2 separate regions of the Homo sapiens genome follow, and region 2 is linked to region 1. A link is a contact called in ENCODE Hi-C or POLR2A ChIA-PET data. All regions are on one chromosome and are shown on one strand. Each heading gives the region's core, a stretch centred on a gene start or an enhancer-like site at or near the end of the contact. The rest is flanking DNA. Distances are from core to core; before and after follow the strand shown.

Evidence for each region. A loop is a pair of places that touch in the nucleus more often than their neighbours do. ChIA-PET counts read pairs that join two places held with the same protein, here RNA polymerase II (POLR2A). Pooled maps may share reads with other maps.
Region 2: a pooled map shows a loop between it and region 1 (3-fold over the local background). The contact joins the promoter of H2BC8 here to the promoter of LINC02980 in region 1. A Hi-C loop is called at or near these places in 3 of 50 pooled maps. POLR2A ChIA-PET finds 5 or more read pairs at or near these places in 2 of 52 experiments (HepG2 and naive thymus-derived CD4-positive, alpha-beta T cell).

The regions. Positions count from the first base shown.
Region 1 is chr6:25,991,070-25,994,061 of GRCh38, reverse strand. It overlaps LINC02980 (long intergenic non-protein coding RNA 2980), which reads right to left and starts at 1,395. Exons shown (of 3, transcript NR_186645.1): 1 at 1,144-1,395. TRIM38 (tripartite motif containing 38) reads right to left here. Exons shown (of 8, transcript NM_006355.5): 8 at 2,831-2,992. RefSeq lists an enhancer at 1,077-1,286 and a silencer at 1,277-1,586.
Region 2 is chr6:26,215,369-26,218,175 of GRCh38, reverse strand. It overlaps H2BC8 (H2B clustered histone 8), which reads left to right and starts at 1,488. Exons shown (of 1, transcript NM_003518.4): 1 at 1,488-1,976. The coding sequence starts at 1,533. The coding sequence ends at 1,913. H2AC8 (H2A clustered histone 8) reads right to left here and starts at 1,255. Exons shown (of 1, transcript NM_021052.4): 1 at 739-1,255. The coding sequence starts at 1,201. The coding sequence ends at 809. RefSeq lists enhancers at 435-544, 460-1,111, 825-1,244, 1,112-1,763, 1,675-2,024 and 2 more.

The DNA of each region.
Region 1 (2,992 bases), core at 146-2,645:
GCGTGTTTGAGGATCCAGAGGGGTCTTTGGTTGGCAGGATTGTTTTATTTCCCCAAGAGGAGAGCCTTGATGCAAAAATAGGTGAAGAAATCAGTACAACAAAACAGAAAGCCTAGAAACTACTATGAACACAATAGAGCAGAAGTAGCCTTAAGAGTTGGTGGAGAAAGGATGGTCTATTCAATTACCTGGGCTGAGAAACTGGCTTTCATATGGAATAAAAATAAAATTATAGCTATACCCCATATCATACACAAAAGTTTCTACATCTAACAAAGACACAGATAGAAAATGTTTTAAAATTTTAGAAGAAAATAGTGCAGAATTTTAGTGCAGAATTTCTTAGACTAGATGCAAAAACAAAAATGATTAAAGTGGCCAGGCACGGTGGCTTATGCCTGTAATCTCAGCACTCTGGGAGGCCGAGGTAGGTGGATTAGTGGAGGTCATGATTTCGAGACCAGCCTGGACAACATAGTGAAACCCCATCTCTACTAAAATACAAAAATTGGTAGGGTGTGGTGGCTCACGCTTTTAATCCCAGCTACTTGGGAGTCTGAGGCAGGAGAATCACTTGAACCTGGGAGGCAGAGGTTGCAGTGAGGGGAGATGGCGCCACTGCACTCCAGCCTGAGCAACACAGCGAGACTCTGTCTCAAAAAAATCTAAAAATAAAAAGATTATTTTTAAAAGACTATTTTAAACAAAAAAAATCGTTTAAATGATATGACACACTACATCTAATATTTGGAAAAGTACTTCTTAATACTTTTAATAAAAAGAGGCGCTGAGAGCATACAACCTATCCTCAGAAGAGTGTTTGACCTCTAGGAGGGACGCAAGCGCGTTCTTCCTTCATTTTAACTGGTCATTTTCATTTATTTCAGGAACATCTGAAGTAAACACAGTCACACGTTAACCTTTAAAAATCTAGGAGGTGCGTACGCATAGTTCCATTACTTCAATTTTTGTACTTTTGCATTTTAAAATATCACAGGGAAGCTCGGTACAGCTTCAAGGCTAGGAGGGGTGGCTCTCTCTTAAGCCCTGTCCCCGCCAGCCCCAGACCTCTCGTCCCGCCCCCATTGCCCAGTCCCCACCCTCACTTCCCCATTTCCCCACTCCCGCGGTCTCTTAACGCACCTCGTTTTTCGTCCAGTGGACTCAGACCTGTAGTCTTCCACCAGGATCGGCTCCTTTCCCGGAGCTCTCGCTCTTAGAGGAAATTGAGAGAAGCATCAGCGGAGACCCATCTGTGGCTCTCCAGAGGGCGCGGCATTCAGACCCCAGATCCAGCTGTGAGAACGGACCCCAGGCTCACACCAGGCCTGCGGGAGGCGGCCCACCAGAGGCGCTAGAAAACAAGCCTCGCGGGGAGGCGCGCAGGGCGACTGCAAGCTGTAGGGGGCGCTGGCGCCCTCACAGGCCAGGGGCAGGGCCGGCGCTGCGGGCGGGGCTCCTGCGGCGTGAGGGGCGGCCCCAGGCCAGCAGCTGCGCCCTGGCTGGGAGCCGGGGAGCATTTGCTGCTCTGCTGGACCCTGAGTCTGGCGGCGGGCGGCCTCCTCTCCGCTCCCCGCCCGCCATCCCCCAACTCCCGATCTCTCTGCTGCGTCTGGCCTCAGGCTGAGACCCCAACGAATCATTCCCCGCATGGGAACATTTTATGATATAACTGAATTCAGTTTTATGTATAACTGAATTACGGATATGAGAATCTCAAATGAGGACGAATGGTTTTTACGCACAAAACATGAGACACAAATCTGTAAGAAATATAAAGTCGTGACCACGTCCTTTCAGAACTTTAACCTGTTTGCTGAAGTACGTCAGTAACAATGGCAGGGAAAGGGTATCTTAAATTTCACCACAGCCTCAAAGAGGCCATTTCGTGGATCCGCTGAGGCTTGGAGTCGGCCTTCTGACCACGAGTCCTGCGGCTATGAAAGAGGAAGCCGCGGTTCAGGGCGTCCTCGCGAGTCGTGCAGCCCGCCCTGCTCCAGCTGGGGACACCGGTGGTCACGGCGCTTTCCAGCTGCAGATCCAGGCGGCAGCCCAAGATTTGGTCCAGCCGCCAAGGGGTGGCTCGAGTGACTGACGGGCCTTGAACGCTCCCAGGACCCACATCTGGAGAGGGAGGTGGGGGTGGGGTGCTGAAGTCATTCTTGGGGCCCCTGGGGGCGGGCATGGACCTGGGTAAGGCCAGAGAAATTGACACCTCGTGACATCCCTGGAAGAGAAGTACGTTCAGTGTCACTCCAGAGCTGAAACCGCCTTCTGGCTGGTCCCTCCTCACCTACATACTTTTCTAATTTGTCTGGAGCAGGCCGGGCATCTGTATTATCTGGTTATTTAAATATCTGGTTATTTAAAAGCTCTCCATTAAATTCACATACACGAAAATAAAAATTAAAAAAAATTTTAAAAAAAAGAAACAAAAGCTCTCTAATGACCAAGTCCTACACGATAGTGAATAAATTTTTTTGTGTGGTCCCTAAAATTGAGTTCATGCCTTTTCTGAAGTAATAGACGCCCAGAGAAGGGATCGACTTACCCATCATGCCACAGAGATTAATTGGCCCCAGAATTCTTTAGCAGACCGTGTATATGAACGTCCTTTGCAATCATATAAATTAACTGGGAAAACCTCATTTAGTATGTTACATGCCTAGCGTTTTGTGCCTGAACACCTTACAAGAACCAGGGACTATTGCCCCAATATTATATTTCAGGAAAGGAAGGCCCAGACAAATGGTGTCACTGGTCCACTTTCACCCAGTTGGTAAATGAAACCAGAAATTATAGCTGTACCACAGAAAGGTGAAAACGTTTCTTTTATAATTTCACATACAATCTTTAATGGACCCAGTGTCCAACACATTAAAGCAAGTGCTCAGGAGTGACATCAAGATGTAAAAAATAGTCCTGTCCTCAGGGAGTTTAGGTCTTGGAGAAAAGAGACCCAAGGAGACACAAGACAAAGGGGAAAGAGAAG
Region 2 (2,807 bases), core at 239-2,738, 220 kb before region 1:
ACACAATTCTCACTAGAGGAATGTAGTCTTTTTTTTTTTTTTTTTTTTTGAGACGTAGTCTTGCTCTGTTACCCAGGCTGGAGTGCAATAGCGTGATCTCGGCTCACTGCAGCCTCTGCCTCCCGGAGTCAAGCGATTCTCCTGCCTCAGCCTCCCAAGTTGCTGGGACTACAGATGCACACCACCACGCCCGGCTACTTTTTGTATTTGTTTAGTAGAGACGGGCTTTCATTATGTTGGGCAGGCTGATTTCGAACTCCTGACCCTATGATCCGCCCTCCTTGGCCTCCCAAAGTGTTGGGATTACAGGCATGAGCCACTGAGCCCAGCCGGAATGCAGTCATCTTTAAAACTTAAAAAGCCCGCCCTGAAATGCTAATGGGCAGCTATCCTTCTTTGTTCTCTCGTTTCTGTATTAATATTTCACCCTTTTCTGACAAGTGCACATGAATAAACAGCCTGTGTATTAATGATAAATTTGTATACACAGCATGGACCTATACACAAAATAACGCAGTGAAACCTTGGTGTCACAACCTCGGTTTCTATTCTTGTATACCTTTATAAACGCATTTTTACTGCAAAGAAACACCAGTAAGATAAATTAGTGCATGAAATGTGAGCAAGGATTTCAATAAAGAACTGACCAGTAACGTCAGAAGCGTTCGTTAAAAATTAGGACAGTGAACATTGAGATTTCAGGCATCGTATGTGTATTCCAGCACTTTACAGAAAAGGTGGGTGGCTCTGAAAAGAGCCTTTGGTTTCTGGGACTCGGGATCACTGACGGATTTGACTAGTAATCATTTCACTTGCCCTTGGCCTTATGGTGGCTCTCCGTCTTCTTAGGCAGCAATACGGCCTGGATGTTGGGCAGGACACCGCCCTGCGCGATGGTCACGCGACCTAGAAGCTTATTTAGCTCCTCGTCGTTGCGGATGGCTAGCTGCAGGTGGCGCGGGATGATGCGGGTCTTCTTATTGTCGCGAGCCGCGTTGCCAGCTAGCTCTAAGATCTCGGCCGTCAGATATTCCAGCACCGCTGCCAGGTACACTGGAGCGCCGGCCCCGACTCGTTCGGAGTAGTTGCCTTTGCGGAGGAGGCGGTGCACACGGCCAACTGGAAACTGAAGACCGGCCCTGGAAGAACGCGTTTTAGCTTTTGCCCGAGCTTTGCCGCCTTGCTTTCCACGTCCAGACATAGTGGCTTCCTAACAGCAGAAGAACTAACAATCCACTGAATAAAGAAAAAGAATGGGCTCGATGGAGGAATAAGAAGCTAGTTATAGTCATCGGTAGAATTGTGAAAGGCGCAATTTGATTGGTTAAAATTGTTCTTTGACGAGCCAACCAATTAGAAAGGAAATAAGGTGAAGGCTATTTTACATGTATGCGTCACTAACACATTGCCCAATCAGAGCTGGATATTTTGAATTCTTTATTTGCATGAAAGGCCTATAAAAGGAGAGACTCTAGACACGAGCTTTTATTTAAGTGCGTTCATTCTCACTGCTGTTATTGTTTTCTGACAGCATGCCTGAACCAGCTAAGTCAGCTCCTGCTCCGAAGAAGGGTTCCAAGAAGGCTGTGACCAAGGCGCAGAAGAAGGATGGCAAGAAGCGCAAGCGCAGTCGTAAGGAGAGCTACTCCGTGTATGTGTACAAGGTGCTAAAACAGGTTCACCCCGATACTGGCATCTCATCCAAGGCCATGGGCATCATGAATTCCTTCGTTAACGACATCTTCGAACGCATCGCAGGCGAGGCTTCCCGTCTGGCCCACTACAACAAGCGCTCGACCATTACCTCCAGGGAGATCCAGACCGCCGTGCGTCTGCTGCTTCCCGGAGAGCTGGCCAAGCACGCAGTGTCCGAAGGTACCAAGGCTGTCACCAAGTATACAAGCTCCAAGTAAATGTGTGCTTAGGTGCTTTAAAACTCAAAGGCTCTTTTCAGAGCCACTCAAGTCTCACATAAAGAGCTTTAATATTGAATTTCACCGTTTTCTAGGGAATAATTTTTCCGATTTTGTAATCCCAGCACTTTGGGAGGCCGAGGCGTGCGGATCGAGACCAGTTTGGCTAACGTGGTTAAATCTCGTTTCTACTAAAAATACAAATATTAGCCGGGCGTGGGGCAGTCGCGTGTCATCCCAGAGACTCGGGAGGCTGCCGCAGGAGAATCACTTAAACCCAGCAAGCAAAGGTTGCAGTGAAAAGACATGGCGCTTTTGCATTCTAGCCTGGGCGACAAAGGCGAGGCTTCGTCTCAAAAAAAATTGATCAGGAGATACTCCTGTTCTGTGTTGGCAAGATCCTGTAATCCTAGCACTTTGGGAGGTCGATGCATGAGGCTTTCTTCAGCTCAGGAGTTAACAGATTTGCCTGGGCAACATAGAACTCGTCTCTGCAAAAAAATGAAGCTAACCAGGTGTGACGGCTTGCGTCTGTACTATCATTTACTCGGTAGGCTGAGGTGGTAGGATAGCTTAAACTCTCGGGCTAGAGACTGCAGGAACATGTGAATACGCTAGTGCAATTCCAGCCTGGGCAACACTGGAAAGGGTAGGAAGAGTAGTCTTTGGGTCCCTAAAGATCACCTGATAACAAGTTTGACTTTTCTGAGCACTCTTGTGGAGTTTGTTGTGGAGGGAATACCATGGGCATTGGCAATGTAAAGTTGATCTAAAAAATCTCGTTTTCCGCCGTGCGCGGTGGCTCACGCCTCTAATCCCATCACTTTGGGAGGCCGAGACGGGCGGATCACGAGGTCAGGAGGTCGAGACCATCCTGGCTAACACTGTGAAACC